2 separate regions of the Homo sapiens genome follow, and region 2 is linked to region 1. A link is a loop called in an ENCODE intact Hi-C map of the cell type or tissue named here. Cell type or tissue: Calu3. All regions are shown on one strand. Each heading gives the region's core, and the rest is flanking DNA. Links, peaks and the distances in the headings are about the cores only.

Region 1 (15,790 bases), core at 2,815-10,814:
TGCAGTGCAGTTATACAGTCCTAGCCCACTGCAGCCGTGAATTCCTGGGTTCAACAGATCCTCCTGCCTTAGCCTCCTGAGTAGCTGGGACTGCAGGCACATGCCATCATGCTTGGCTAAGTATTTTTTTTGGTAGAGATGGGGGTCTCACTGTGTTGCCAGGCTGGTCTTGAACTCCTGGCCCCAAGTGATCCTCCTGACTCAGTCTCCCAAAGCACTGGAATTACATTTCTGTGAGTTATTTAACCTCTTGAAACTTCAGTCTCCTGATTTCTACAATGGACTAATAATAGTAGCTACTGCCTAGGGTTATTCTGAAGATTAATGAGATAATAAAGTATTTAACATAGTACCTGGCACGTGATAGGTACTTTAAAACATTTTTCAAAGAAACTTGGGCGTATGGTATAAGGAGGGAAATGCTGTGAAGGAAGGAAGAAGGGGGGCTGTGAGTTCACTTTGTAAGTGCTGCCTTAAGATGCAAACCAGTGGTGGGTCTACCTGGTGAGAAGCCACAGTACTGGGCCCCACTAACACCAGAACAGTCTTTCTTGCTCAGCAAATCTGTGCTTGGAATATGCAGCCTAAAGAACAAATTCCCATTCCCACCCCCGATTCTCCCAGGGAAATTTCCTCATTTATATCCTAAAGGGCTTCTCAGCTGAAAATGCCAACTTATGAATGTTGAATGTGAATGACTCAAAACTACCAATGGATACTAAATCTTTCATGTAGTTTTGAGGAGGAGGTGTGCAGAGATAGGACCTAACTCACTCTGACAGGCTTGAGAATGGGTCTGTGCTTCCTCCTGAAGCCAAACTTCTGCTTTCTCCAAGGAGCCTACGCCGCTGCATCCCCACACGCTGTGCTGAACAGGCAAGCGCTTGATTTGAGGCTGTTACAGTGAACAAAGAGGCTGATGAATGAATCTAATTATGCACGAAGCAAAGCTGATGAGAAGGCAAATGCCAGCTTTTGAAAATGAAGTCTATGCTTCTGTGTTCCCTTAAGCAAATTTCCTATAATTATGCCTCAGTCAAGATTGTTCATGCTTCAGTTTGGGAAGGCATTATTGAAAGAGTAGCACCTTTACTCTGGTTTGATGTTTCCTTACATGTAAATTGTGCTTATCTTTTAAATTAACCTTCTCTAAAAGGCTCCTTTTTTTTCTTTTCCTAACCCACAGAAGTCAGTATTACAGTGGTTCAAGTCTGAAAAACTTGAAGGTTTTATATAATACTGGAAAAACAACAGCATGGTAATGTACTTGGCACATGCCTGAGGCTCCCAGCATAATCAGTATTGACAAAACTTACTCATAAGCTGAGTGGAGTTTTAAATGATTTAGTTTAAGATTGTAAAATAACTCAATAACATTTCGGAAGTCATAAGTGGCTAATTAGGTCTCTGAGTTCTATTTGAGTTTCTGAGTTTGGCATCCATCTTATTCTAATTTGGAAACTTAGGTAGAACTTTATTTTCTGATTGGTTGTTACTGAGTCTTGCTTAGAAAAAGATAGCTTTGTCCAAGTCTGCTCATGATTCAGAAGTTTATACACATTCAACAGACAGTTGTTGACCACCTATGAAGGCATCATGAGAAGTTGAGGTCTTGACCCCTGAAATCTCAGAACAATGGTGAGCTCTGCTGAATTTTTTGCAGTGCATTCTCCGTAAGGAAGCAACACTCTCTTCCAACACCTTACTTCCTAGTAGCCGTTGGAAATGACACCCTGGTTACACATATCCATCCTCTCCATTGTTTCTAAACCCATGCCTCTGCAGGAGACGTATTTGTATCCACTCATTTAAAGCCAATACTTGGCCAAGTGAATGTGAATCTGTTTTTCTCAGCTCAAGTACCCACTGAGGTTTTCCCAAGGATAAATTCCTTTCAGTATCTAATCGGCCTTACGTATCTATTACTCAATTAGATACTACTTTGTGTTGTCTCCTCTTTGTCCCCATGTGTATCTCCTATTTGTCCCATGAACAGGGACCAAGTCTTCCTGGATCACCTCTTCCTCATCATGAGTACTTTGGAGCAGCTTATGTGCCTGCCGGTGAGGCTCCTCTGCAAGAATACATCATCGTATTTAACTGCAGGTTAGGTGGAGGCAAATGAAATGAATCCTCTGATTTCCCATGCTATCACAAAGAATGACTTTTGTGAATATTTTCTGTATCCCAAGATATTCCCTGCCCAACCATAGGCCAACACACTCTATCAGGTAATACGTGCATATATGTCATTAAATGGAAGGCATATTTATTCTGAATTTGTTATGAGACTTGAAAAAGGTCCAGACAATTTGGGAGCTTTCAGGAACAGAGAAAAATTGCTCTTATGCCTTCTAAATCATTTTGATCCAGAAATGGGAATACCAGCTGCTATTCAAAACTACCGTGTTTTTGAGGAACTTATATATTAGTTTTACAATCTAAAAAGTACATGGAATGTGAAAAGACCTGATATTACCGTGTTTCCAATTAAAAAGCAGAAGCTCTACTGAATTTTCAGCAGAATAGTGTTAAATCACTCTGCTAGCTAGAGATGCCTCACACAGAGAGAGGAGCCCTGAGAGCTTTCACTTTTGATTTCATGGGCAGCAGAGAGGCTTCTGTCTATAGTAGAGCCAAGTTGGACAGGATCTGGCCTAGGAAGAGTTTCCCAAACTCCTTGTTCCTCTTCTATTGTCCCTTCCAAAGGGCCCTAAACTAGAAGGCACTGTGTTGACTGAATTGAATTCCTGCCATGTACATAGAACTACCAGTGCTCAATAAATATTTCCTGGCTTGAGTTTCCAGGCAAGATGGGATTCCATCTCTCCTAAGCTGAGAATGGTCTCCTCTGGTAGTAAATATCTCTTCCTGAATTATGTACAGATCTTTCTTTGCCCTCTGGTTCAGTTCTAAGCTCTTCCCAGGATATACCCTATGTCTCCATAGCTGCAATTATAACCCTCCTCATTTAATTTGTTCTTCAGAAGAAACTGAGAATGTCATATTCACCTCTGAGTTCCAAGAAGGAGTTGTACACACTCTAGATCTCTTCTTCAGAAACCAGTTTGGCCGGACTCTCTTTAAACTGCCTTTTTCCACTCAAACCTACCCCTCCTCCCCTCGTCAGCTCAGCCTTTACGCTCGCGTAAGACACAGCAGGCCCTGGCATATGTGTTAAGTGTGTGCCAATCCCCCATTTGTGGCACAGCAAGCTGTCTGTTTGGCAGCCCCAGATGCCTCCTTTCCTTATTTTTACTGTTTTAGGACTCTGTTTAGTTCCTCAGATGAAATTGCCTGAGAAGCCATTTTGTCACATTTATGTCGATTCCTTACTGGAAGGAAAGATATGGGGAATGAGTTTTTCAGAGGCTAAGGAGAGAGAGGTGAGGCACAGACTCTCTAGTAATAAAAACCTGCCTGTAATCACCGGGAGGTGGAATACACATTCAACTGTCAACTTGCTATAACATTTCCAAATTAGAGGATAATAATATGATTTACCAAAAGTTCTTTCACTTTCTAAAACACTCACCAAAAAACCCCACAGATCTTTGGTATATGTGCAATATGATTATAGTTAGTGATAGTTCCAACTAATAGGTGTTATTCTATGTGCTTTACCTATATTCTTATTTAACCCTCAGGCATCCCAGAAAGGAAGATGCTATTATTTTCACTTCACAGATCAGAAAACTGAGACACAGAAAAGTGGAATTATGTGTCTACGATCCGTGATTAATGGGTGGTGAAAGATACCTGTTGTGTTAATTCTTGACAGAGTGCCCCATGCGTGTGATTTTAGCCAATGTTATTGGATCTTTAGCAAAACCTTAGAAAAATGACAAAAACATCCACCCTCTTCTGCTTAGCAACCTTTAAATTACATTTAAAAATGCCTAAGAAATCTGTTTATGGCTTTACTATGTGTACAGTGAAGCCATTTTATGATACATATTTTGAAATTTGGTAAAGCGTGGCTGTTTGCTCTCAGCAAGACAGGCTGGAAAATAGGGGGACAGGCTGGAGAATCCAGGGCACTGCCCCTGGATTGCAGGCGCAGGTGTATATCATGATGAAATGAGACAGACTCAGATTACAATTCTAGCTCTAGGACCTCGCGCAAGTTACTCATTCATCAACTAACTCGTTCACTCTTTTAACAAATGTTTATTGCATTCTTACAATGTGCCAGACGCTGTTGAGGTACTGACGGAAATGACTTGATCTGATTTGGATTTTTTAATGATCATTTTGTCAATTCTCCACATCCTTCTCTCCATCAACCATATGTGTGTGTGTGTGTGTGTGTGTGTGTGTGTGTCTATATATATATATATATATAGTAAGTATATATAGTATATATTTAAGTAAGCATATATATAAGTAGTATATATATATAAGCGTATATATATATACAGTAAGTATATATATATATATATATATATATATATATATATATATATAGTAAGTAAAGCAAGTTCTTTCTTCTTCAAAGCCTTCTTCAATATTTTTAATGCTGGTAGAGGTCCTAGAGGCAAATAGAAATAAGTAAATTTTGTGGCCTATAGGAATATACATATGAATAAATTAGTGGGCTGGCTTCTCCACAGTGCAGATGGAGAAGCCTGTACCTCACCAACCTGCGCACATTTATAACCAAGTGGCCTGTAGAAGTTTCCAGGCCTCTGAATTATTTTTCTCAGAAAGTTTGATTCCACACAGTTTGCTTACCATGGTCAACACAGTGGCAGATTTTGGCATACCACCTTATTTGTCATTTTTCAGCACTACCCAGAACTACTAACCATGCTGTCGAGTCTAGGAAGTTAGCTAATAAGCTTCCCTTTAATGAGATTTGAAAAGGATTGTCAGTTGGAAATGACAGTTGGTATAAGAAAAGAACATAGTGTTCAGAGGTTTTGCTAGGGCTCCTTAATTTTTAGGTATTTGAATTGAATAGAAATTAGGGGGCTTTTTAAGATCTCATAACTTCTGGGACCATGAAAAGATAATCAGCAGGGCTTTTTCAATATGATAAAAACTCATGTAACCTCAGGGTTTTCTACCCTACACAATCTTTGTCTAGCGGGTGATGTTTTCATGGGGAGCTTTCCTGACATCATATCAGTACTACAGGCAGTGCTTGTGGGTCTGACCAACAACTTCAGAAGAAAACCCATACCTTTCTGTAGAACGGTTTAGTACAATTTTACATTTTGTGAGTCTCCTCTCTGATTCTTGGCTCGTCTAACGTAGTGTTCCTCAAACGCTATTTCCTTTTTTAATGAGGCCAACGCAAATTAATTATTAAAATAATATCTCTGCCAATCATGTTTATCTAAATTTCTGTTCTGCCCAGCATTTACCTTGTTGTAGTTACACCTTTTACAGCCACCCAGTTCTCTTCCCAGAATGATTCATGTTCTTTTATTAAGCTGAGCTAGAACTTTATAGAGTCCATGAGGTGCTCCAGGAAGAAAGAGTCAACATACAGGATGAAGAAAGAGGGTAGAGCCATATTAACTGATTTTCTTCCTTTGTCACATACGACTATTTTTCATCCCTGAATTCTCCACATCCTTGTCTCCATCAACCAGCTCTGTACGTCCTGCTGCCTCCACCCTCACCTTGAAAATATTTTTTGTTTTTTTTGCACTACATTTTCCCGCTGTCCTTAAGCCTGAAAATTTTCACTTTCTCTGCCTTTGGCCTAAAACTCCCTGATGTTTCTTACATATTTACCTTCAATTTTTGCAGAACCATGTATCTTCAAAGGGAAAAAAACTCCCTCAGGCCCACCTCACCAAACCTAGAAAGAAGACCATCAAAATTACTAATAAAGCATCAATTCAATTCTGAGGTCATTACATTCGCTATTAAATAATTCACAGGTCATTAACTGCCCAGACTGTGTCTTTCAAGCACAGCTGTTGAAGGAACTAAATACTATAAATCATTAACCATATTAAAGGAAAAGAATGTTGGGGGAGAGCAGTGGAGATGGATAATTAAATCAAACAGTAGTGACACTGAGCAGGATGAAGCAATGGGATTTGGAGGCTGACTCTATGCCAAGAGAAGATCGATATTCCAAGGTAATGCGTGTCTGGGGAGTAAATGGAGCTGCCAAGCCAGTGGAGGCCATGGAAAGACCTGTGAGTTAGGGAAGAAACATTTCTATAGATGTAAGAGTGCTGGCCACTTGCCATGTGCAGTGTAAAATAAAGTCTTGACAGCCAACTCGGGAGGTCTTGAAGAGGTTGACAGTTAAGAACAGTGAAGTAGATGTTTGTTCCTGGTAGAAAATCTAAGGGCCACTCAGAAAAAAATTTTCTTTTCTGCATCCCTTTCTGTAGCCACGAACAAAACACCAGGAGAAGCTGCATGCAGCTAACTTTTGGCAGCCCTTCGTTAAACAAATTTGCCCAAGTACAGTTTTCAATTCCCCAACTCTGACACAAATAGTAATAATAGTAATAACAAATATTTATTGAGTATTAGATGCCCATGATTACCTCTTTTAATTTTCTCAGCAGCTTTAAAAAAACTGTTCTATTATTGTTTCCTTTTTTACGTGGGGCTCTGAGAGATTAAACGACTTGCCCGAGGGGACAAGTTGGTTAAGCGGTGGATGTGCAGACTGTCTGGTTTTAAAAACCCTCCATTTCATCAGAACCTGCTGTGCAGTCAGGCACCTCCCGCTGCTTGTTGGTAGATCTAGATTCTAAGAGAGACAGGAAGAAGGACTTCTTTACACACTTGTATTTGGTCTTGTGTAATCATGTTAATCAGAGTACATATAAGTAAATACAATACATTTCCTCAGCCACACACATAAAGGAAAGATCTTCAAAGACCTCCTCAGCTGTCTTTGATAATTCCGATGGTTATAAAATAAAGCACTTAGTGTTAACGGGCTTTAAAACAATTGAATTATGCAAGGTAACTCAAAAAGTGAACCAAGTACAAGTCAATACAACATAAGCTTTCTCTTTTTAGAATTATAGGCTTCCAATCATTCATTCCACCAACAAGGACTGTGTTTCTTCCTGAGCACATGCAGAGACTATGGGACAAAGATGTGATACTGTGCCCACTCCTATTGTTTCTCTGAGGAGCACAGAGATTCTACAGCATGTGCCAGACAATGGGGGATTTCAAATGAATAAAATACAAGTTCCAATTTTCTAGTTTATAACCCAACGGGAGAAATGCAAGACCCCTGAGTGACTACAGTACAAAGAAAGATGAGATTGTTGTTCCTCAAAATGTTATAAATTTTGAATGATCACCTTTTACTTCATGACATAATATAGAACCCAAACAGATTAGGCAAACAGATCTCTGGCCTGAGGCAGCTCCAGGTATCCCACTTGAACTGGGATATGCTACAAGCCTTCCAGTGAGTTAAGTACCCAGACAGAGGATACCAGGGCAGAACCTTCACAATCCTTCTGTGAGCTTTAACGAAAGCCTGCTATGGCTCCCACCACTCTCCCTGAGGTCCCTGCTAGGCCCCAGAGTCATCCAAAGGCTCTGCTCACTCAGATGGCCCCATAACCTCAAATAGCCATATCATTGAACTTCTACACTTGCTCATGTCTCAGAAATTGATTTTTTTAGTATAAGCGTTCTATGACTTCACAAAGTTTCATTTCCCCCAGAGAACTCTCAAAGAGAATTCCTCAGATGTTAGTTTCTTACACACAAAATACTTCCAGTAATTAAGTTTCCCTGCAAAGTTCATCTCTTTTTTCAAAGCTTCTCATTCTTTTACTTAGACCGTGGAAACTCCTCAGCTCAATAGTAGCATGTCTTGAATGACTCTCCATTGCACCTTATAGGTGTGTTTGTCACTCTCTAAGGAGGACTGCTAGACCGCCTGCTAGCAAGGGGCATCATCAGCCCCCAGTCTATCTGCAAGATGCTCCTGCAGCCAACAATAGGGCAGCTGGGCTGACGGGGCAATGGATGCAGAGTATCCATGAAGTGCAGGAAGAGGGTAGCAGGTGTTTCATGCCACAGATCCCGAAACCCTAAATTCAGATGGCTTCTGGCATTAGGTGTTTTATTGTTTTCAGGACTCTGCATTGTCTTGATCAGAATTGCTTTTAAAAGCATACCTGGACATGCCTAGTATTTTCTCACTTGCAAATTACCTCACAAAGTTCTTCACCACCCTCTTCTCTGTTTCTTTCTGAATATGAAGTATATCAGTCTGTGTCCAATCAGAAGACAGAAACCACATAGTAACTTAAACTAAGGGAAATGTAATATAAAGAATTACTTATCTCTGGTTCAAAACTGTTAAGAAAAGTATTTATGTTACAGGAGGGATGAGGGGTGTATGCAAAGCTAGGTAGGGTTCAGACACATCGGAGAATGTGTGATTGCAGCCCTCTGGATTCCAAAGTTGGCTGGTCTGCCTATAGTCTAAGTGTGGCCCAAATGTTTTATGGGATATACTTATGTTAAGGAATTATGGTTATTTATCTGAAATTCAAATTTAACGAGAATCTTGTTTTGTTTTAATAAATCTGGCAATCCTGCCTCTAGGATGCAAGTAAGGCACAGGTGAGCCATAGCAGGTGGCCAGGCATGCAAGGAAGCAGAGGGAATAGGGGGTCTGGCCTACATGGCATCCATGTGGAGAAAGCCATAAGAATGTTACCACCAGCCCAGGCCAGGGCTGCAAGGGCACTGAGGGACTATATCTTTTAGGCACGTGGCTGTTACTGAGCATCACCAGATCTCTTCACACCCACACCAGTGGCCCACCATGCACCAGTTGAAAACAGCAGGAGAGCCCCCTTGCTCCTGCACTGTCCCTCTAGCACCCCTACTAAGAAAGCTCTACCTCATGCTGTCTGTGCAGGAGAAAAGCTGAAAGGAAACCCCTCCCTTATCACAAAGCAGGTATTGAAGGACAGATTTGGAGCTGAGATGCAAGACGTTGAGAACTGGCACCTGAAGCCTTATTCTTTCCTCTACCAACTGCACAAAGTGTTTTTTTTTTCTTAACTCATTTTATAAGGTCATCTTCCTTTCATATAAAATATTAACTCATGTTAATCTTACACAATCTCTGCAGAGTGAATGACACATGATACCAGCTCTGATATTTATAGAGAATCATGGAATTTGGTAACTTATCTACCAAAGCTGTTTGTTTTTTCCTTTGGTGATTTTTAAAGAAAAAAAAAGGGAGAAAGAAATTTAAGAGAATTCCCCTGAGCTGCAGTCTCATAAAACACAATCACACATGCTTTCTGTTCCATGGTTAATGGTGGGAAGACAGTCACTGACACATTGCTTGTCTGTGTGAAAAGAACAATTTTTCAGTATCCTGGATTCTTTTTTATTTTTAATTGGGGAATTAAAGCTGTCAAGTTCTAATTTCAATCAGTTGTGAGCCCAATTCTTCCTTGGCAGGCTTCAACCTGGAAGATAGTTCAAACAGTGATTACATTTTTCTAAGGAGAGGTTTAGAAATGGAGGAATTCTGAAGTTGAAAAAGGAATGGCTACTGGAACACATGTATGGGTTAGCTTAGCCAGGCTTTCTTCCTCTCCCTACAAATGGTGAACCCATATTTTTAGAAGCAGGTGATTTTCCCCCAGGGTATTGTATCTTTGTGATAAAACAGTTTATGAAAACTCTATTCAGAAATTCTGTTTTGTTGTAGAATAAAAGATTTCCCATGGTGCAAACCTCCCTTTAAATCTCTTAATAGTATTTAAATTTTATTGGCTTCTAATTATGATGCTTGTGAGTTTTTTTTTGTTGTTTTTATTATTTTTTTCAAAAGCAAAAGTAATTCATTCTGGAGATGGGAGAAATTGCTTATATTCTTGACTCGCTAGACACTAGACAGAGCTTGATATAAAAAAAGCTATGTAAAACTTTAGGCTAAATGAAAAACTTGTGAAAATAGACATAAAATTCTGTCTGTTTTTCAGGATAGGTCATAGTTTCTGGGAGTTCTTGCATTAGATTGGGAGCCCTTGGAAGCATTTCTTTTAACCCACTGTCAGTCTGTTCAGGCTGCTATAGCAAAATACCATAGACTGGATAGCTTATAAGCAATAGAAATATATATCTCACAGTTCAGGAGGCTGGAAAGTCCAGGGTCAAGGTGCTGGCAGATTCCATGTCTGGTGAAGACCCACTTCCTTGTTCATAGACAGCCATCTTCTCACTGTGTCCTTGTGTGGTGGAAGGAATTGGGGGTCTCTCTGGGGCCTCTTCTGTAAGAGTGCTAATCCTATCCAAGAAGGCTCTGCCCCCTTCACGAATCACATGTTCAGACCGTGGCACCTAATATCACAGTCACTTGTGCATGTGCTTGAGAAATGTGCCACTGAAAGTCATGATTACAGAAAATCGAAGCTTGATTTAATACTTTCTTCCAGGCAAATGAATTAACAGGGATGCAGGAGGCTTTTTCTGAAGGACTTTTCCCCACTCTCTGCACTGGAAGACACGAGAACTACACTAAAATAATGTTCCAGGCAAAGCCTTCTGTTAACAACATGCCTCTCTGTGAGGTGTGTGATGAGGATCTCTGGGCCAGCATAGCCCTTCCTTGAAAGGAAGTTGGACACCAACAGCTTCAAGAACGGCAAGGAGCACAGCAGGTTCCTACTCCAGCTTGCGATGTGATCATTGCCTGAAGCTTCTTCTCTTGTTAATTAGAGAACCTGATTCTTCTAAAGTGTCTCCACTCTCCTTTATAACATACAGACACATGCTTTCCCTCCTTCTCCCCCAAATCCTGATACTCTCATATTCTTCTTACCATTCCCTTCCTTTCCATGGCCCAGGAGCATTTCCCATTTGAAATTTCTGAGTTTCTCAGACTGAATGAAGACTTAGGGACCTTTTTAGGATATACACTGAGCTTTCTGCTGGGTACAGTGAACCGACGTTAATCAGGAAGAATTTAATTTTAAAAGTTGAACATTCATCCCTAGTTCTATCACCTAATTGAATGGCCACAGGCCTATTAAATGAATTGTGTTATTTCTTGGTGACTTATGAAGGGAATACTAAAGGTGATCTAAAGGTGGTTCATTCATTCATTCAGCAGATATCTGTTGAATGCCTCTGGATGTGGCCAAATCAGAACCCTGTTATTACCCTCATGAGGCTTATAACCTAGCAAGGAAGACAAATGCTAAATAAGAAATGACTCTTGTGATGAGCGGTTACAAAAGGGAACTGCACAGAGATCCACGTTTCAGAGCACTTTTGTCACGCAGGTGCTTCAATCTATTAACTCATTTAGAGCTCACGAAACTCTATAACATACTTCCTCTCTTATTTCATCCCCATTTTATAGAGAAGAAAACCAAGGCACAGGTTTGTACAGGGACACTTAGCTGCTAAGTGGCATAAGCAACATTCGAACTAGGAAGTCGGATGTCAGGGCCCTCAAGTCTACACCAGGAACTAACTAGAGATGCCATCCACAGGACTTTTCTTCAGAGCCTTTCTCTCACCTCCCTCCCTCCTACTGCACTCTGCCTTCCCATCCCATCCCCAGTTAGGCTTATTGGCAGAATCAGGGACTGAGAAAGGAAGAAACCAGAGGAAAGATCAGAGCATGTCTGGTGCCCACACGTCCAGGGAGGTGAGCACGTGCCACTCTTGTACCACCAAGAAGCAAGAAAACCGAAGTGGGTCAATAAATTCCCAGCAGGTGGCATCTCCAGGTGTTAAGTTGGACCACCCAAACCCTCTCCCTAGGTCCCCATTTTCTGCTCCATCGTCTGCCTCCCCAGTCCCTGGAGTTCACTCTACTGTTCCACCAGCTCCATGATTCCTGCTGACACCTGGCATTGCCTCTTCACCTTGTCCTGGTCTCATATATGGTTTAACTCTTACCCATTTCTTTTTCTGAAAAAAAAGTTCAATGCCACTGTCTTTGTCCTGCAGCAGGGGTTTGGCAAGAGTGTTGAGATCTGATGGCCATTAAGTTCATAAGATGTGGGGCTCCTTAAGACTGGAGCAGTGCTAAGGAGAACTTAGAAGTCTTAGAGGCATTCAATGCACGGTTGGCTGGATTTTTCTTCAGAGCCTTCAGAGAGGGTTACAAAGAAACCCTCCCTCCTTCACCTCCTTTGAGTTCTGTGATAACTTGAGAAGTAAAGAAATGAATTTGTATCTCATTTGGAATGGAAGACACATTGTAATTTTTTTTTCTGGAAGAAGAATAAATATTGAAACTATTGGTTCTCAAAGGAAGGAACAAATGCGTTAACATTTGGGAGTTTTGTTTAAGTCATGTTAGTCCTGTCTTGCTGCCTAATTTTTCCTTTTGTTATTAATTTGGCTTGGAATGGAACCATCTTTACAGTTTAATTTAACCACATCTCCCATGTAGAAAGGATTGTTCTTCTAGCATATTTCCTTCACAATGCTGGCTCCTTTTCCGCCCCAGTACATTTAGTCTGACTTTGTTGGAGGCCACGACTGATTTCTTTCACTCAGTTATTCCGAGACAGAGAGTGTAGGAGGAGACAGAGAGGGACACACACAGCTAGAGGGGGGCTGTTTGCAAACATTGATTCATTCACTCATTCACTTAGTCAGTCTTATTTTTCATGTGTATTGGACCCAAAAACATGGCCAGCACTATGCTACTTGCTGGAGATAATGAACAAAGCCAAACCTCTGAAGGACCACTTAGCTAGCTTGCTTGCTTCCTTGCTTGCTTCTTTTCTGCCTGCATGCCTGCCGCCAGCCCTCCCTCCCTCCCTGCCGCCCTCACTACCTCCAACTCCTCTCTCTCTCTCTTCCTTTAGCCTTTCTTAAGGAACAATATTGAATAGGGGACTCATTAGAAATCAGTCTCTTCTAATAGTGATTTATTTTAAGCGTTCCCACTTGTAAGAGGAACATCTCTCTAGGGCATCAGAGTCATTCAGATTGTTGTGTGATTCTGAGCCAGAGGCCAGGAGAATCCTGAATTTGAACTTAAAACCCTGGGTCTCACCTTACTTGGTAGCTGTGGGCAACAGGCAAGTCATTCCCTTCCCCTGAGACTCAGTCCCTTATACCTGTCACAGATACCTGACCAAAGAATGACCTAATTTTCTTTCAGTGACCAAGCTCAAATTAACATGAATAAGCCTTTTATTTCATTCATTCATTCATTCATTCATTCATTCATTCATTTGAGTCAGAATCTTGCTCTGTCACCCAGACTGGAGTGCAGTGGCACAATCTCAGCTCACTGCAACCTTGGCCTCCCGGGTTCAAGCGATTCTTCTGCCTCAGCCTCCCAAGTAGCTGGGATTACAGGCTCCTGCCACCACGCCTGGCTAATTTTTTATTTTTTGTAGAGACGGGGTTTTGCCATATTGGCCAGGCTGGTCTCGAACTTCTGACCTCAGGTGATCCACCTGTCTGGACCTCTCAAAGTGCTGGGATTACAGGTGTGAGCCACCGCACCCAGCCAAACCTTTTATTTCTTAGTTTATTTTATTTTAGATGGAGTCTCACTCTGTCATGCAGGCTGGAGTGCAGTGGCATGATCTTAGCTCACTGCAGCCTCCGCCTCTTGGGTTCAAGTAAGTCTCCTACCTCAGCTTCCTGGATAGCTGGGATTGCAGGCACCCACCACCTTGCCCATCTCATTTTTGTATTTCTAGTAGAGATGGGGTTTCATCATGTTGGCCAGGCTAGTCTCGAACTCCTGACCTCAAGTGATCTGCCCATCTGAGCACCACACCTGGCTTATGAATAAGCCTTTTAAAGTACTAAGACTTGATGATTTTTTTCCTTCAATTATATATACTCAAAGAGAAAAAAAAAATGCAGCACATATTTTATGTTCTAAATTAATACTTTCCTAAATAAGGTACATATCCCCCCAAATTACATAAATATATACTCTCCCTTATTTGTGAATACTGTTTAAAAATTTGACCATTTTCTGGAAGAATTTGTACTTTCAATGAGAAAGCAAAATACTTTTATCTTCAGTATTTGCTAGATATACAAATTTTTTTCTTCAGACTATTTTCCAGTTTTCTGTTACTATTAAAATATCTGGTGTAATTCAAGTTAATCTTCGTATGTTATTTTTATTTGTTCATTTCCTCTCTGAAAGTGTTTAAAATCTCTTTTCATTTCCAATATTCTGAAATTATATTATGATATGTGTGTGGGCCTTTTTAAACTTTTGCCAGGGATTGGTGGGCTTTAAAATTTTAAAACGTAGGTCTTTCAGTCCTTGGGAATTTTACTATTATTTATAATTTCTTCTCCTCTGATTTTGAGTATTTCTAGAACTACCGCAATTAGATTTTGAATATCTTAGTTAAGCTGTCTCGTCATTTTTGCTTACATTGGTCATCTTTTTTTCTTTTTCTTTCTTTTTTTTTTTTTCCTTATTTTAAAAGAGATCCCTTTTACTCCCTCTGAGACTTTGAGATATTACTGCCCCTGGATAGGATACATCCTTCTTGCATTAGTTTTTTAGTCATTTCAATTTCTTTGTGTTCACTCTGTCTTATAAGTAAATTATTCCTTTTAAACATCCAGGTTATTATTTCAGCATTCAGTGCTGCCAATCCTATATTAGATCTCCTCTATTGAATTATTGTTTTGGATTTTTAAAAATTTCTAAGCTCATTGCCTTATCCTTAGATTATTCTCTCGAAACATCTTTGTAAATGTCCCGAAGAATTCTTGTCTCTTCCATTTTACCTAACTCAATGGTAGCCATATGTTTTCTCTAGTTGGTGAGCCTCCTCTAAGCTGTTGATGTATTAGATGAGGTGTCATGTAACAATATGAGTAGGTTTGTCATCTCAGAATCACAGCAGATTGGGCTGTGGAATCTTCTGGCATTATTGGACAGCAAATGGTAAGGTAAAGAGAACGATGTTGGCTTTTCCAAGAAAGCAAAGCTCCTCCAAAGCTACTGGATCTCCATCCTCCCTGGCACTGCAACTGTGCTGGGCTCTAAGAGGCTGCCTTCTCTCCGTGAGCACTGGCACCAAAACGGATGCCTCGGAAGTACTCATCATTCCCCACTGTCCTCCTTCGTGGCCATACAGATAGCTGTGTGACCTCAACAGGGAGGAGGAAGAGGGAGGAGGAAGAGGGAGGAAGCCGTAGCACGTGCCCCGGCAGCTACCAACCTCCTAGACCTTATTATTTTTTAATAGAACTAATGAGCCACTGTAGACAGTGTTCTTGCTGATCCGTTTTAAGTGTAGAATGTTTAAATTTTATGCATAATTGAGGCAATATTACTCAAGTAAATGTTATTTTTAAGTAAGTTTATTATTTTTGAGCACAGTCTTTATTTTTAAGCCTAATTGTTTCTGAAAGCAAACATTCCTATAGATAGCTTAACTGTTGGACTAGAAGGTTATATATAATCAAAGCACAGTATTTCCCAAGAAGCAGAATATCCTAGTCATAAGACAAATATATGACAGGGAAGAGACAACTCTTAGAAACCACCCTTGTAGGTCCAAACCTGTAGACTAAAAATGAAGCATCAAAGCAACCTGTGAGAGATTCTACAACATAGTTTTCACAGTATTTGAATAGATATGTTAAAATTAAAAATGCATTGTGCTAAGATTCTTTTTATTTTTACAGCTGGAATACATAATTGATTATCTTAAAAGTTCCCTTACTCTCATTTACTGAATTATTTGAAAGCAACGATGTGTCATGACAGAAGATTTTCACCCTTTCATGTTTCCCCGTTAGTCTTCTAGCCAATGAATTCTAAAATGTTGGTAATTAAATTGATTGAACTGTA
Region 2 (15,790 bases), core at 5,285-13,284, 91 kb after region 1:
ACCTCCCAGACACCTCATCCAGGAGAGCTCCAACTGGCAGGTGGCCTTTAGAGACGAAGCTTCCAGAGGAAAGAACAGGCAGCAATCTTTGCTGTTCTGCAGCCTCTGCTGGTGATACCCAGGCAAACAGGGTCTGGAGTGGACCTCCAGCAAACTCCAGCAGACCTGCAGCAGAGGGGCCTGTTAGAAGTAAAACTAACCAACAGAAAGGAATAGCATGTCCACTCAGAGACCCCATCCAAAGGTCACCAACATCAAAGACCAAAGTTAGATAAATCCACCAAGTTTGGAAGAAACCAGTCCAAAAAGGCTGAGAATTCCAAAAACCAGAACACCTCTTCTCCTCCAAAGGAACACAACTCCTAAACAGCAAGGGAGCAAAACTGGACAGAGAATGAGCTTGATGAACTGACATAAGTAGGCTTCAGAAGGTGGGTAATAACAAACTTCTCCGAGCTAAAGGAGCATGTTCTAACCCAATGCAAGGAAGCTAAGAACCTTGAGAAAAGGTTAGACGAATTGCTAACTAGAATATCCAGTTTAGAGAAGAACATAGATGACCTGATGGAGCTGAAAAACATAGCACGAGAACTTTGTGAAGCATACACAGTATCAATAGCCGAATTGATCAATTGGAAGTAAAGATATCAGAGATTGAAGATCAACTTAATGAAATAAAGCTAGAAGACAATATTACAGAAAAAAGAATGAAAGGGAATGAACAAAGCCTCCAAGAAATATGGAACTATGTGAAAAGACCAAATCTACGTTTGATTGGTGTGCCTGAAAGTGACGGGGAGAATGGAACCAAGTTGGAAAACACTCTTCAGGTTATCATCCAGGAGAACTTCCCCAGCCTAGCAAGACAGGCCAACATTCAAATTCAGGAAATGCAGAGACCACCACAAAGATACTCCTCAAGCAGAGCAAACACAAGACACATAATTGTCACATTCAACCAAGGTTGAAGTGAAGTAAAAAATGTTAAGGGCAGCCAGAGAGAAAAGTTGGGTTACCCACAAAGGGAAGCCCATCAGACTAACAGCATATCTCTCTGCAGAAACCCTACAAGCCAGAAGAGAGTAGGGGCTAATATTCTACATTCTTAAAGAAAATAATTTTCAACCCAGAATTTCATATCCAGCCAAACTAAGCTTCATAAGCAAGGGAGAAATAAAATCCTTTACAGACAAGCAAATGCTGAGAGATTTTATCACCACCAGGCCTGCCTTACAGGAGCTCCTGCAAGAAGCACTAAACAAGGAAAGGAACACCCAGTACCAGCCACTGCAAAAACATACCAAATTGTAAAGACCATTGACACTATGAAGACATTGCATCAACTAATGGGCAAACTAACCAGCTAGCATCATAATGACAGGATCAAATTCACACATAACAATATTAACTTTAAATGTAAATGGGCTAAATGCCCCAATTAAAAGACACAGACTGGCAAATTGGATAAAGAGTCAAGACCTATCAGTCTGCTGTATTCAGGAGACCCATCTCACATACAAAGACACACATAGGCTCAAAATAAAGGGATGGAGGAATATTTACCAAGTAAATGGAAAGCAAAAAAAGAGCAGGAGTTGCAATCCTAATCTCTAATAAAACAGACTTTAAACCAACAAAGATCAAAAGAGACAAAGAGGGGCATTACATAATGGTAAAGGGATCAATGCAACAAGAAGAGCTAACTGTCCTAAACGTATATGCACCCAATACAGGAACACCCAGATGCATAAAGCAAGTTCTTAGAAACCTACAAAGAGACTTAGACTCCCACACAATAATAGTGGGAAACTTTAACATCCAACTGTCAAAATTAGACAGATCAATGAGACAGAAAATTAACAAGGATATTCAGGACTTGAACTCAGCTCTGGACCAAGCAGACCTAATTAGACATCTACAGAACTCTCCACCCAAATCAACAGAATATACATGCTTCTCAGCACCTCATCGCACTTATTCTAAAATTGACCACATAAATGGAATGAAAACACTCCTCAGCAAATGCAAAAGAATGGAAATCCTAATAAACAGTCTCTCAGACAACACTGCAATCAAATTAGGACTCAGGATTAAGAAACTTACTCAAAACCACACAATTACATAGAAACTGAATAACCTGCTCCTGAGTGACTACTGGGTAAATAATGAAATGAAGGCAGAAATAAAGATGGTCTTGGAAACCAATGAGAACAAAGACACAATGTACCAGAATCTCTGGGACAAATTGAAAGCAGTGTGGAGAGGGAAATTTATAGCACTAAATGCCCACAAGAGAAAGCAGGAAAGATCTAAAATTGACACCCTAACATCACAATTAAAAGAACTAGAGAAGCAAGAGCAAACAAATTCAAAAGCTAGCAGAAGACAAGAAATAACTATGATCAAAGCAGAACTGAAGGAGATAGAGACACGAAAAACTCTTCAAATAAATCAATGAATCCAGGATCTGGTTTTTTTGAAAAGATCAGCAAAATAGATAAACTACTAGCCAGACTAATAAAGCAGAAAAGAGAAGAATCAAATAGACACACAAAAAAAATTATACAGGGGATATCACCACGGATCTCAAAGAAATATAAGTTACCATCAGAGAATACTATAAACAGCTCTACGCAAATAATAAAGTAGAAAATCTAGAAGAAATGGATAAATTGCTGGACACATACACCCTCCCAAGTCTAAACTAGGAAGAAGCCAAATCCCTGAATAGATCAATAACAAGTTCTGAAATTGAGGCAATAATTAATAGCCTACCCACCAAAAAATGTCCAGGACCAGATGGATTCACAAGTGAATTCTACCAGAGGTAAAAAGAGGAGCTGGTACCATTCCTTCTGAAACTATTCCAAACAGTAGAAAAAGAGGGAATCCTCCGTAACTCATTTTATGAGGCCAGTATCATCCTTATACCAAAACCTGACAGAGACAAAACAAAAAAATGAAAATTTCAGGCCAATATTACTGATGAACATCGAGGTGAAAATCCTCAATAGAATACTGGCAAACCGAATCCAGCAGCACATCAAAAAGCTTATCCACCATGACCAAGTGAGCTTCATCCCTGAGATGCAAGACTGGTTCAACATACACAAATCAATAAATGTAATCCATTACATAAACAGAACCAATGACAGAAACCACATGATTATCTCAATAGATGCAGAAAAAGCCTTTGACAAAATTCAACACCCCTTCGTGCTAAAAAACTGTTAATAAACTGGGTATTGACGGAAAGTATCTCAAAATAATAAGAGCTATTTATGACAAACCCACAGCCAATATCATTCTGAATGGGCAAAAACTGGAAGCATTCCCTTTGAAAACTGGCATAATACAAGAATGCCCTCACTCACCACTCCTATTCAACATAGTATTGGAAGTCCTGGCCAGGGCAATCAGGCAAGAAAAGAAATAAGGGTATTCAAATAGGAAGAGAGGAAGTCCAATTGTCTCTGTTTACAGATGACATGATTGTATCTTTGGAAAACCCCATCTTCTCAGCCCAAAATCTCCTTAAGCTGATAAGCAACTTCTGCAAAGTCTCAGGATACAAAATTAATGTGCAAAAATCACAAGAATTCTTATACACCAATAACAGACAAACAGCCAAATCATGAGTGAACTCCCATTCACAATTGCTTCAAAGAGAATTAAATACCTGGGAATACAACTTACAAGGGATGTAAAGGACCTCTTCAAGGAGAACTACAAACCACTGCTCAAGGAAATAAGAGAGGACACAAACAAATGGAAAAACATCCCATGCTCATGGATAGGAAGAATCAATATCATGAAAATGGCCATACTGCCCAAAGTAATTTATAGATTCAATGCTATCCCCATCAATCTTGACTTTCTTCACCAAATTGGAAAAAACTACTTTAAACTTCATATGGAACCAAAAAAGAGCCCACATAGCCAAGATAACCCTAAGCAAAAAGAATAAAGCTGGAGGCATCAGGCTACCTGACTTCAAACTATACTACAAGGCTACAGTAACCAAAACAGCATGGTACTGGTACCAAAACAGAGATATAGACCAATGGAACAGAACAGAGGCCTCAGAAATAATACCACACATCTACAACCCTCTGATCTGTGACAAACCTGACACAAACAAGCAATGGGGAAAGGATTCCCTATTTAATAAATGGTGCTGGGAAAACTGGCTAGCCATATATGTAGAAAACTGAAACTGGACCCCTTCCTTACACCTTATACAAATATTAACTCCAGATGGATTAAAGAGTTAAACATAAGACCTAAAACCATAAAAACCCTAGAAGAAAACCTAGGCGATACCATTCAGGACATAGGCATGGGCAAAGACTTCATGTCTAAAACACCAAAAGCAATGGAAACAAAAGCCAAAATTGACAAATGGGATCTAATTAAACTAAAGAGCTCCTGCACAGCAAAAGAAACTATCATCAGAGTGAACAGGCAGCCTACAGAATGGGAGAAAATTTTTGCAATCTATCCATCTGACAAAGGGCTAATATCCAGAATCTACAAAGAATTTCCACAAATTTACAAGAAAAAAAAACCATCAAAAAGTAGACAAAGGATATGAACAGACACTTCTCAAAAGAATACATCTATGCAGACAACAAACATATGAATAAATGCTCATCATCACTGGTCATTAGAGAAATACAAATCAAAACCACAATGAGATACCATCTCACACCAGTTAGAATGGTAATCATTAAAAAGTCAGGAAACAACAGATGCTGGAGAGGATGTGGAGAAATAGGAACACTTTTACACTGTTGGTGGGAGTGTAAATTAGTTCAACCATTGTGGAAGACAGTGTGGCGATTCCTCAAGGATCTAGAACAAGAAATACCATTTAACCCAGCAATCCCATTACTGGATATATACCCAAAGGATTATAAATCATTCCACTATAAAGACACATGCACACGTATGTTTATTGTGGCACTATTCACCATAACAAAGACTTGGAACCAACCCAAATGTCCATCAGTGATAGACTGGTTAAAGAAAATGTGACACATATACACCATGGAATACTACGCAGCCACAAAAAAAGGATGAGTTCATGTCCTTTGCAGGCACATGGATGAAGCTGGAAACCATCATTCTCAACAAACTAACACAAGAACAGAAAACCAAACATCACATGTTCTCACTCATAACTTGGAGTTGAACAATGAGAACACATGGACACAAGGAGGGAAACATCACACACTGGGGCCTGTTAGGGGGTAGGGGGCTAGGGGAGGGATAGCATTAGGAGAAATACCTAATGTAGGTGTCAGGTTGATGGGTGCACCAAACCACCATGGCACATGTATACCTATGTAACAATACTGCACATTCTGTACATGTATCCCAGAACTTAAAGTGTAATAAGAAAAAAAATAGGGACATTATCCTAATTATACAGATGGGTCCAATGGAACCACAGGGGTTCTTAAAACTGGGAGAGGGAATTAGACAAAAAGGACCAGAGAAATGGCAGCATGAGAACTGAACCCACTACTGCTGACTTTGAAGATGGAGGAAGAGGCCATGCGACAGGGAAGGTGAGCAGCCTCTAGAACCCAGAAACGGCAAGAAAACGGATTATCCCCTAGAGCCTCCAGAAATGAGTTCCATTCTGCTGACACCTTGATTTTATCCCAGGGAGATGAGTCTTGAACTTTTGAACCACAAACTGCATGATAATAAATTTTTGTACCTTTGCAGCACTGAAAAAAAAAAAAGTTCTACATATTGAATGTGTGAATGTCAATATTCTAGGTGTGGATTTTATACTATAGATTTTCAAGTTGTTACCACTGGGAGAAACTGGGTAAAAAGTACAAGGAATCTCTCTGTGCTGTTTCTTACAGCTTCCTGTGAGTCTAAAATTATCTCAAAATAAAACATTTAATTTGAAAAGAAAAAGAAAAAAATACAAGAACAGAATTCAAAGCTGAAAGACAATGTAAAAAGGATTAAAATTTATGTACTTGAGTAATTTATGTAACTGAGAAGAAATGTCTGAATAGCCTAGAATGTTCCAAAAATTAATGATGGACAGCAAACCATAGATCCAAGAAGCTCAGAAACCATCAAGCATTAGAATACACAAAGCAAACAAGTAAGGAAACAAATACTAGGCATATTCAAACTGCGGAAAACCAAAGATCCAAAGACAAACAGGAAAACTGAAAAAATATATTACATATAGGAATATTGACAAGAGTTAGAGGAGCCTACTTTTGGGATGCTCTGCAAACCAGAAAACAATGAAATGATATCTTTAGAGTGCTGGGGGAAAAAACTCCGTGTCCACCCCAAATTTTATAATTGGTGAAAAACTCTTCCAAAATTAGAAAAAAAGTTATGAGGGAGAAAACAAAAATTTTCTCTAAGAAAAATTAAGAAACTGTATTACCAACAGAGCTGCACTACATAAGATGTTAAAGGAAGTTCCTTAGGCATAAAGAATATGATCACAGAAAGAAGCTTGAATGTTAAAATGAAGAGCACTGGAAACAGAATAAATGAAAGTAAATATTTTTATTTTAATTGTTATAAAAGATAACCGATGTCTATAGGAAAACATAACAATATATTGTATGTTTTAGAATACATAAAAGTAAAATATGACAATAATACCAAGGATGGGAGGGAGGAATTGAAAGTATATTGTTGTGAGGTCCTTATATTATATATAAAGTGGTATGTATTATTTGAAGGGACTCTGATTAATTAAAAATCTATATTGTAAAGTCTAGGGCAACAACTCAAACCACTAAAAATTTTAAATAATGCATAAAGAATGAGCTGAGGATAGAGACAGAAATGGAATAATGAACAATATACTAAATCTAAATGAAGGGAGAAAAACCTTAAAAAGAAACAACAAATAGATGAGGAAAAATGGAAGAGAGTCCTCAAAATAGTACATTTTAATCTAATCATGTCATTAATACATTAAACATAATTGGTGTAAACATACATAAAAGAAAAAGATTGACAGATTGGATAAAAAAGCGAGGCCCAACTATGCATGGTCCACAAAAAAGCCACTTTAAATATAAATAGGCTAAAAATGAAAAGATTCTAAAAATTTATTATGCTACCACTTGTCGAAAGAAAGTTGGAATAGCTATAACAGTATCAAAATAGACTTCAGAAAAGTGACTAGACTATTACCAGAAATAAAGAGCAACATTACATGATGATAAAAGGGTCATTTCTCCAAGAATCCATAATAATCCTAAATGTATATGCATCTAAAAAGAGAGCTTTAAAATATATAAAGCAAAAACAAATAATAGTATAAGGAGAAATAAACAAACCCACAATTATAACTGAAGACTTCACCATTCAGTTTATAGTAATTGATAGCAAGTAGAGAGAAAATCAGTAAGGATATAGAAAACTTGAAAACACTGTCAACAACTTGACCTAACCAATGTTTATAGAACACTGTATCCCAAAACAGTACAACAGATATTATATTTAAGCACATATGGAACATATCTCAAGAGAGCCAATATTGTTGGTCATAAAATGTTATACATTTCAAAAATTGAAATTATAAAAAGTAAGTACTTATAATGAATACAATCTGTGAATATATGAATAAAAAACTAGAAATCAATAAAAAAATCTGGACAATATCCCATATATTGATTGTGTGAAGAGGAAATCTTAGGGAAATTGAATATTTTGATTTGAGTGAAGATAAAAATAGAGCATATCAAAAATTTTGGTTGCAACTAAAGCAGTGCCTTGAAAGAAGTTTATAACACAAGATGCTTATGTTAGGATGAAGGTCTCAATAATAAAATAAAAATCTAGTTCTTGAACAAATTAACACTGTTGACAAACATATAGCCAGACTGACCAAAGAAAAAGGAGAGAAGACACAAATCATAAATATCAGGAATACAAGAAGGGACATCACTACAGACCCTAAGGACATTATAAAAATAAGAGGAGAAACCATGAATAACTCTATGGCCATAACTTTGATGATTTAGATGAAACAGATAAATTTTTTCAAAGACATCAACTACTAAATCTGTGTGTGTGTGTGTGTGTGTGTGTGTATGTGTATAAAACTTAAGTCTTCTGAAGGAACTGAATATGTAGTAAATACTTCCTATTAAAAAATACTCCAGGTTCAGATGGTTTCACTGATGAATTCTAAATATTTAAGGAAGAAACAGTAACAATTCTCCACAAACTCTTCCAGAATATTAAAAAAAAAAAGTAAAACACTTTCCAACTCATCTTATGATGCCAGCATTTCCCAAATACCAAAATGAGACAAACACATTATAAGAAAGATGAGTATCTGTCATAAACATGGATGGGAAGTTCTCAATAACATACTAGCAAATTAAATGCAACAATGTATAAAAAATGATCAAGTAGAGTTTATCTCAGGAATGCAAGGCTAGTTCAGTATTGAACAATCAGTGTAAAATACTGTATCAAAAGACTAAAGAAGCAAACCCGTAAAATTATCACATTGAGTTCAAATAAAGACTCTGGCAAAATTCAACATTCATTTCTGGTATTCTCAGAAAACTAGAGTTAAAAGGAATCTTTGTTGACCTGATAAAGAGCGTCTGCGTAAAACCTACAGCTAGCATTATATTTAATAGAAAAAGACTAAATGCTTTCCCCTTAAGGTCAGCAACAACGTTCTCACTAATCCTATTGCACATTGTACTGGAAGTCATAGCTAGTGTAGTAAGGCAAGAAAAAGAAATAAAAGGCATAGACTTGGAAAGGATGAAATAAAACTCTCTCTATTTGCAGATGACATGATTATGTAAAAATTCCCAAAGAATCTATTAAAAAGTTACTAAAACTAAGTATGTTTAGAACAGTTTTATGATATAAGATCAGTATACAAAAATTAATGTTTCTGTATGTAGAAATGTTATGTTTTCTATATACAGTGTTTCTATAGACAAAAATCAATGTTCCCAACCAATAGCATGAGCAATTAGAAATTTAAAAGACAGTATTATTTACAATAATATCAAAACTATGAAATATTTAGGTATGAATCTTACAAAGTATGTAAAGAACTACAAAGCACTCATCAAATGAATTTTAAAAAGACTTTAAAATGGAGATATTATATTGTATTTGTCATTTAGAAAATGCTATATTGTTATAATGTTACTTACCCTCAAACTGAGCAATAGGTTCAATGCAATTCCAACTAAAATCCCCTCAGGACTTTCACAAAAATTGACAAATGGATTCTAACATTTATTTAGAAAGGGCAAAGAATTAGAACAGCTACAACAATTTTGAAATAGAAGAAGAAAGGCAGAGGACTCATACTACCTGATTTTCTGACCTACTATACTAAGTTTAGACAGTGTCATACTATAGAAAGAATAGGCATATGGACCAATGAAAGCAAATAGAGTCCAGAAATAGACCAACACATATATGGCCAATTGATTTTTAACAAAGGTGCAAAGCCGATTAATTTTCAACAAGTGTTACTAGAACAATTGGATATACATATGCAAGAAAATGATCTAGATTCATACTTTATGCAAAAATCGATTCAAAATGGACCATAGACTTAAATATAAGTACTAAAACTATATAATTTCCAGAAGAAAACAAAGAGAAAAATATTTGTGATCATGGCTTAGGCAAAGATTTCTTAGCTTAAAATTTTCAAAACATGATCTATAAGGGAAAGGATGGATACATTGAATTTTATCAAAATTAAGTACTGTTTGTTGGAATAAATTGCTGAGAAAATGAAAATAAAAGCCAAAGGTTGAGCAGCAATATTTGTAAATCACATCTCTAGTCAAGGGTTTGTATCCAGAATATGTAAGATTCTCCAACTCAATGAAACTCTCAAAATTTAATAGGAAAAGAGACAGTCCAATAAAACTGTGCCAAATATGTGAACAGACACATCCCACATAGACAGCAAGTCAGTATATAAATACCTTCAACAAAATTAGTCATTAAAGAAATGCAAATTAAAACCACAATGTGGCACCAATGCACAGCTATTAGAATAACTAAAATATTCAAAACATAAAAAAATTAAAATACCAAGTTCCAGCAAGTATACAAAGCAACTTAAACTCACATATACCTGCTGGTGGAAATGGAAATGGTGCAGACACACTGGAAAAGTTTGGCAAATTCTTAAGAAGTTAAACATATACTTACTGTATGACCCAGCAATCTCACTGCTTTGCATTTACTCAAGTGAAATGAAAACTACATCCTCACGAAAATATGCACATGAATGTTTGCAGCAGCTTTATCTGTCATCACCAGGAACTAAAAACTACCCAAATGTTTCTCAACTGGAGAATGGATAAACAAACTGGTACATTCCATACAATAAAATCCTTACTCAGCAATAAAAAGAAACAAACTACTGTTTTGCACAACAGCATGAATGGATCTCACATGCATTATGCTAGCTGAAAGAAGCAGGATACCAAGGGCTACCTACTCCATGACTCAGTTTATACGACATTCTTAAGAAAGCCAAACTACAGGAAGAAAAACAGATTAGTGGTTGCCAAGGGCTGCGGTTTGAAGAGGGGATGGTTACAAAAGAGGCATGGGGGAATTTTAGGGGCCGATGGCACTGTTGTGTATCTTGATTGTGGTGGTGGTTACATAACTGTATTTCAAAATTCTAAGAACTGTGTGCTTAAAAGGGTGAAATTTACTATATGTCAATTGTACCTCAATATAAATGGAAAATAAAATTTTCTTAAAACCTGTGGTTTTCTAATGGTAATGGATTTAAAAACTGTCACTCACCTAAACATTAGTTTTGAATACATGAACTGTTTAGCAATGCAGAGCCTCTGTTGGTTCTGAATTACCCAGCACAGAATTTTAGAAAAGGCTTCCTGTGAGTCCGTGATTCCCATGGAGAAAATGAAACCAGTAACAGGACAAAAGGTGGCTGGTTTTTAGCATTCTCTTGCACTAAGCTTGAGTAACCTCAGTGAATATCGACGAGCTGCTCTTATAAATTACTCCATGTTTCTTCCACAGCTCTTGCTGTCATTTTAATATAAGAACTTTTTAATATATAGAATCTTTGTTTTTCTGAGTCATAAAAATAACTCTAGAAAAAGCATCTGAAGTGTTCCTGTTAGTGCTTATAAAATTGTGGCATTCTATAAAAATTTCTTCAAGTGTATGGCATGCTGTGAAAAAAACCTAAAATTATTTGAGAAGGGGAAATTGAAGCCATCTCTCTTATAAAAATTAAGGTAGGGTTTTTTTAGGTAAATAGACTTTGATGTATTCACTATTACATTATCTGTATTTGTACTAATATAATGTATCAACAATAGAAAAATCACACTACCTTTTCATCTAAATGTTCAGGCATAGGCTACTTACTGGTTGTATTATCTTTTTATTAATTTACAAATTAAAAAGGTCATTTGGAATCAGGAAGTGAAGTCTACTGAATTGCTAAAAACTGAGTGAAGAGAAATGTTTAATGCCAGGAAGAAGAAAAGAAAGCGAACTGTGAGCAAAGGGTAACAACACACAAATAAGAAGTCTTTAAAAACTCACTTTCCCTTCTTGGCTTCACCTTTACTCTTGAGCTTGGTAAGCAACACTGATAATGATAACATCATGATCAATCAGCTTGATTGATGAATTCCTCTGGGACTCCCCACTTTCCATCTCTGACCCCTGCTCAACTTTAAGAACAGTCTCTTAGAAACACAGAAAACTTTCCTATGTACTTTTAAGTAAATTGGCAAATGACAGGGTGTGGTGGCTCACGCCTGTAATCCCAACACTTTGGGAGGCCAAGGCGAGTGGATCACTTGAGGCCAGGAGTTCGAGACCAGCCTGGCCAATGTGGCAAAACCCTGTCTCTACTAAAAATACAAAAATTAGCTGGGTGTGGTGCTGGTGTGCGCCTATAATCCCAGCTACTCAGGAGGCTGAGGCAAGAGAATCACTTAAACCCAGGAGGCGGAGGTTGCAGTGACACAAGATCATGCCACTGTACTCCAACCTGGGCAACAGGGCGAGACAGAAAAGTGGACTTTTCAATGCTCCTTTTATGAGACTTCCTGTTGGATGGGCCATGTTGCTGTCTTCTTGAAATTGTCCTCCATTTTTAAAAATTAAAAAAAAGTTCTTATCATCTATGACACTGAATCTTTGCATTCATCTCCTATCCTTTTCATTAGTTCTTCTTTGTCTCTTGTTGTGGGTTCTTAAATACTGAGTTCTTCCCTCAGATAATGGTGTTCCCTGGGATTTCATTCCCTTATTCAACATATATTTATCAAACATCCACGACATACTAGGTACTGGAAATACAGCAGTCAGTAAGACAAACAAGGTCATTGTCCTCAATGAGGGACATATATTAATAGACAAATGTGCTAATAACATCCTGAAGAGCCTACCTATTCTTCCTGAGGAAACTGTCTACTCTTGAAGTGACAGCCTTTATTTCTGTGAGATGGTTCTCAAGTTTATGTCACCATCTCTGATCCCTGCCTTGAACTCCTAGATCAGAGTCACCAACCCACCCAGGGGGATACAGAGCATAGCGGCTGAGGGTGTGGATCCTGGAGCTGCTCTGTGTTCACATTCTAGTACCATCCTTTACTAAGCATTTGGTGTTAACTGCTCTGGGCCTCAGTTGCACCATGTGTTAGCTGTGGGCTAATAATAGTTTTAATATCTACCTAACATAGTTGTTCTGAGGGCTCAGTGAGTTAATACATAGAAAACTTATAAAACAGTAAGAGCCCAAATTCTTGTTTACTCTTTCTACTATCATTAATATTCATATCACTGTTTAGAGTTCCCAAATGTACTACAACTCACCATGGCTGCATCAGATTCTCTATGTCCATTGTTCACTCAAGCCACCCACTTAAGAAACCCAGGAGTCAGCTTTGTCTCTTTCCATTCTCTTTATTTATTTATTTATTTTTGAGACAGGGTTTCACTCTGTCACCCAGGCTGGAGTACAGTGGCGCAATCTCAGCTCACTTCAACCTCTGCCTCCCAGGTTCAAGTGATCCTCCTGCCTCAGCCTCCTGAATAGCTGGGACCACAGGCACGTGCCACCACACCCAGCTAATTTTTGTATTTTTAGAAGAGATGGGGTTTCACCATGTTGGCCAGGTTGGTCTCAAACCCCTGACCTCAAGTGATCCTCCCGCCTCAGCCTCCCAAAGTGCTGGGATTACAGGCATGAGCCACGCACCTAACCTGTTTTCATTCTCTATCCCCACATACCCATTCATTCCCCAGGTGCTACCACAATTACCTCGTGTGTCTGTGGTTTGGGACTTCATTATCTCTTCCACACTCTGCTTCTAGTTTCTTTTCTTTCTAATTCAGCTTCAGAGAAATTGAGTAATGTTATTTCACTTAATACCCCAAGCTGACTTATGGTGTGAGGGCCAACCCAGCCTGCAGAAATTTTGGTTTGTTTAATAATATTTTAAAAAAAAAATAAAATTTGAGGCTGGGTGTGGTGGCTCCCAGCCTGCAGAAATTTTGGTTTGTTTAATAATATTTTTTAAAAAAATAAAATTTGAGGCTGGGTGTGGTGGCTCATACCTGTAATCCCAACATTTTGGGAGGCCAAGGTGGGCAGATCACTTAAGGCCAGGAATCAAGACCAGCCTGGTCAACACGGCAAAACTCCATCTCTACTAAAAATATAAAAATTAGCCAGGCGTGGTGGCGGGAGCCTGTAGTCTCAGCTACTTGAGAGGCTGAGGCATGAGAATCGCTACTTGAGAGGCTGAGGCATGAGAATCGCTTGAACCTGGCAGGGGAGGTTGTAGTGAGCCAAGATCGTGCCACTGCATTCCAGCCTGGGCAACAGATCAAGACTCTGACTCAAAAAAAAAGGAAAAAAAAAAGGAAAGAAATAAAATATAAAATTTGAATGTCGTCATTTGGGGCATATGCTTCCTGGTTCAGTATCAGCCCCCTCTAGTCATGTGTTTACATTGTATGTTTGTTCTGGTCCCTGAGGCAGCTACATTTCTGAGTCCTAAGATAAAGGACAATCACCCACTCCTTAATGTACTAGTCCTTGCCATCTGGAGCTGACCACTCACCAGGACTTTCCCTCCTCGGGGTTTATATTTCTGATATTTCTCACCTCCCGACCTTTATTTATGCTGTTTTTCTGCTGGGAATGTCCTCCTGACTCTGCCAGTTGAAACTATAAATACGGTTTTAAGATCCTTCAAGATTTGTTTGAAATTTTACCACTTCCATGAGGTGATTTCATATCCACTTAATTCACCAGTCATTCACCAATCAAACTATTAGCTATTTTAATCACAGAATACTTGGCAAAAGCCTATCTATGGACTCTCTCCTTAGAAACACACAGCTCTAGCAGGGTGCAGTGGCTCATCTCTGTAATCCCAGCACTTTGAGATGCTGAGGTAGGTGGATCATTTGAGGTCAGGAGTTCAAGACCAGCCTGGCCAGTATGGTGAAATCCCACCTTTACTAAAAATACAAAAAAAGAAAAAAGAAAAAAAGAAAAAAACATAGCTGGCGTCGTGGCAGGTGCCTGTAGTTCCAGCTACTTGTGAGGCTGAGGCAGGAGAATCGCTTGAACCTAGGAGATGGAGGTTGCAGTGAGCGGAGATGGCACCACTGTACTCCAGCCTGGGCAACCAAGGGAGACTCTGTCTCAAAAAGAGAGAGAGAAAAAAAAAAAAGAGGCCAGGCACGGTGGCTCATGCCTGTAATCCCAATACTTTGGGAGGCCGAGGCAGGCAGATCACTTGAGGTCAGGAGTTCAAGAGCAGCCTGGCCAACATGGTGAAACCCCATCTCTACTAAAAATCAGCCAACATGGTGGTGGGTGCCTGCAATTCCAGCTACTTGAGAGGCTGAGGCAGGAGAATCGCTTGAACATGGGAGGCAGAGGTACACTCCTGCCTGGGTAACATAGAGGGACTCTGTCAGACAGAGAGACAGAGAGATAGAGACAGAGAGAGAGAGAGAGAGAGAGAGAGAGAGAAAGACACAGCTCTACACCTTACAGCATTTGTACTCCACGCATGATCCAGAGGTTAAAAATCCTTTCTAGGGAAACATTAGTGTAAAGAAGTGGATAGCTATAGGTTCTTAGAAAACAGCCATCCTATTTAACGATTTCCCATTCAGTCCTTTTCTTAGCATTGGCAACACATCTTAGAATATATAAAGTATATGTGCTGATATAGGACAAAATTAAGTGGAAAAATAGGCAGTTGTAGAATATGTACGTTGCTCCCATTTGGAAATATACAAAGGGGAATATTTTGTACAGGCCACATGTAAGTCAGATAAATGTCTGCTCTTATCTATGTAGACTATTTGAGAAGGTTCATCAAAAAGCCATTAAGAAGGATTTCTTTTAGAAAGGCAAACAGAGAAGTCACCTCTTAACCATCCTACCATAGAAGGCTTTTCTCTTTTATACAGCACATATCATTTTACTTTTCAAAACCTTTTACAGCAGATAGTTCTGGAGTACAGGTGGCATTTATGCTCCCCACAAAAGAAAAAGCCTTAAGCTGTCCTCTGAGGAGATGAAGTCTTCATGAAGAGGAGGCCAAAACCTTTCTGCTGTTCCTCTCTCTCCCCTCTGTGTCATAGATCCCAGCTGGCAAGGAATATGCTGCTGTCCTTGTGATCCAGGCTTCTGGTCAGACTTGAGGACAGTGAGCACTCAGTGACTTTGTTGAATGAATATATGAGTGGATGAGCTGTCAAT

Evidence for each region. Hi-C counts contacts between places; a loop is a spot of excess contacts. Peaks named below come from ENCODE experiments on the same cell type or tissue, not always from the same donor. Only the 100,000 strongest peaks of a DNase experiment are listed, where the experiment ranks them.
Region 2: it touches region 1 in a loop (1.9-fold over the local background); 1 of 110 quality-filtered maps calls a loop at or near these places.

The regions. Positions count from the first base shown.
Region 1 is chr1:242,230,547-242,246,336 of GRCh38, reverse strand. The region is part of intron 4 of PLD5 (phospholipase D family member 5); the gene reads left to right. Among named protein-coding and RNA genes, the nearest start is that of MAP1LC3C, 240 kb to the right of the region's middle. In Calu3, for the core only: no CTCF peak of the experiment used is centred there; a DNase peak (open chromatin) is centred at 6,126.
Region 2 is chr1:242,141,977-242,157,766 of GRCh38, reverse strand. The region is part of intron 5 of PLD5 (phospholipase D family member 5); the gene reads left to right. Among named protein-coding and RNA genes, the nearest start is that of MAP1LC3C, 150 kb to the right of the region's middle. In Calu3, for the core only: no CTCF peak of the experiment used is centred there; no DNase peak of the experiment used is centred there.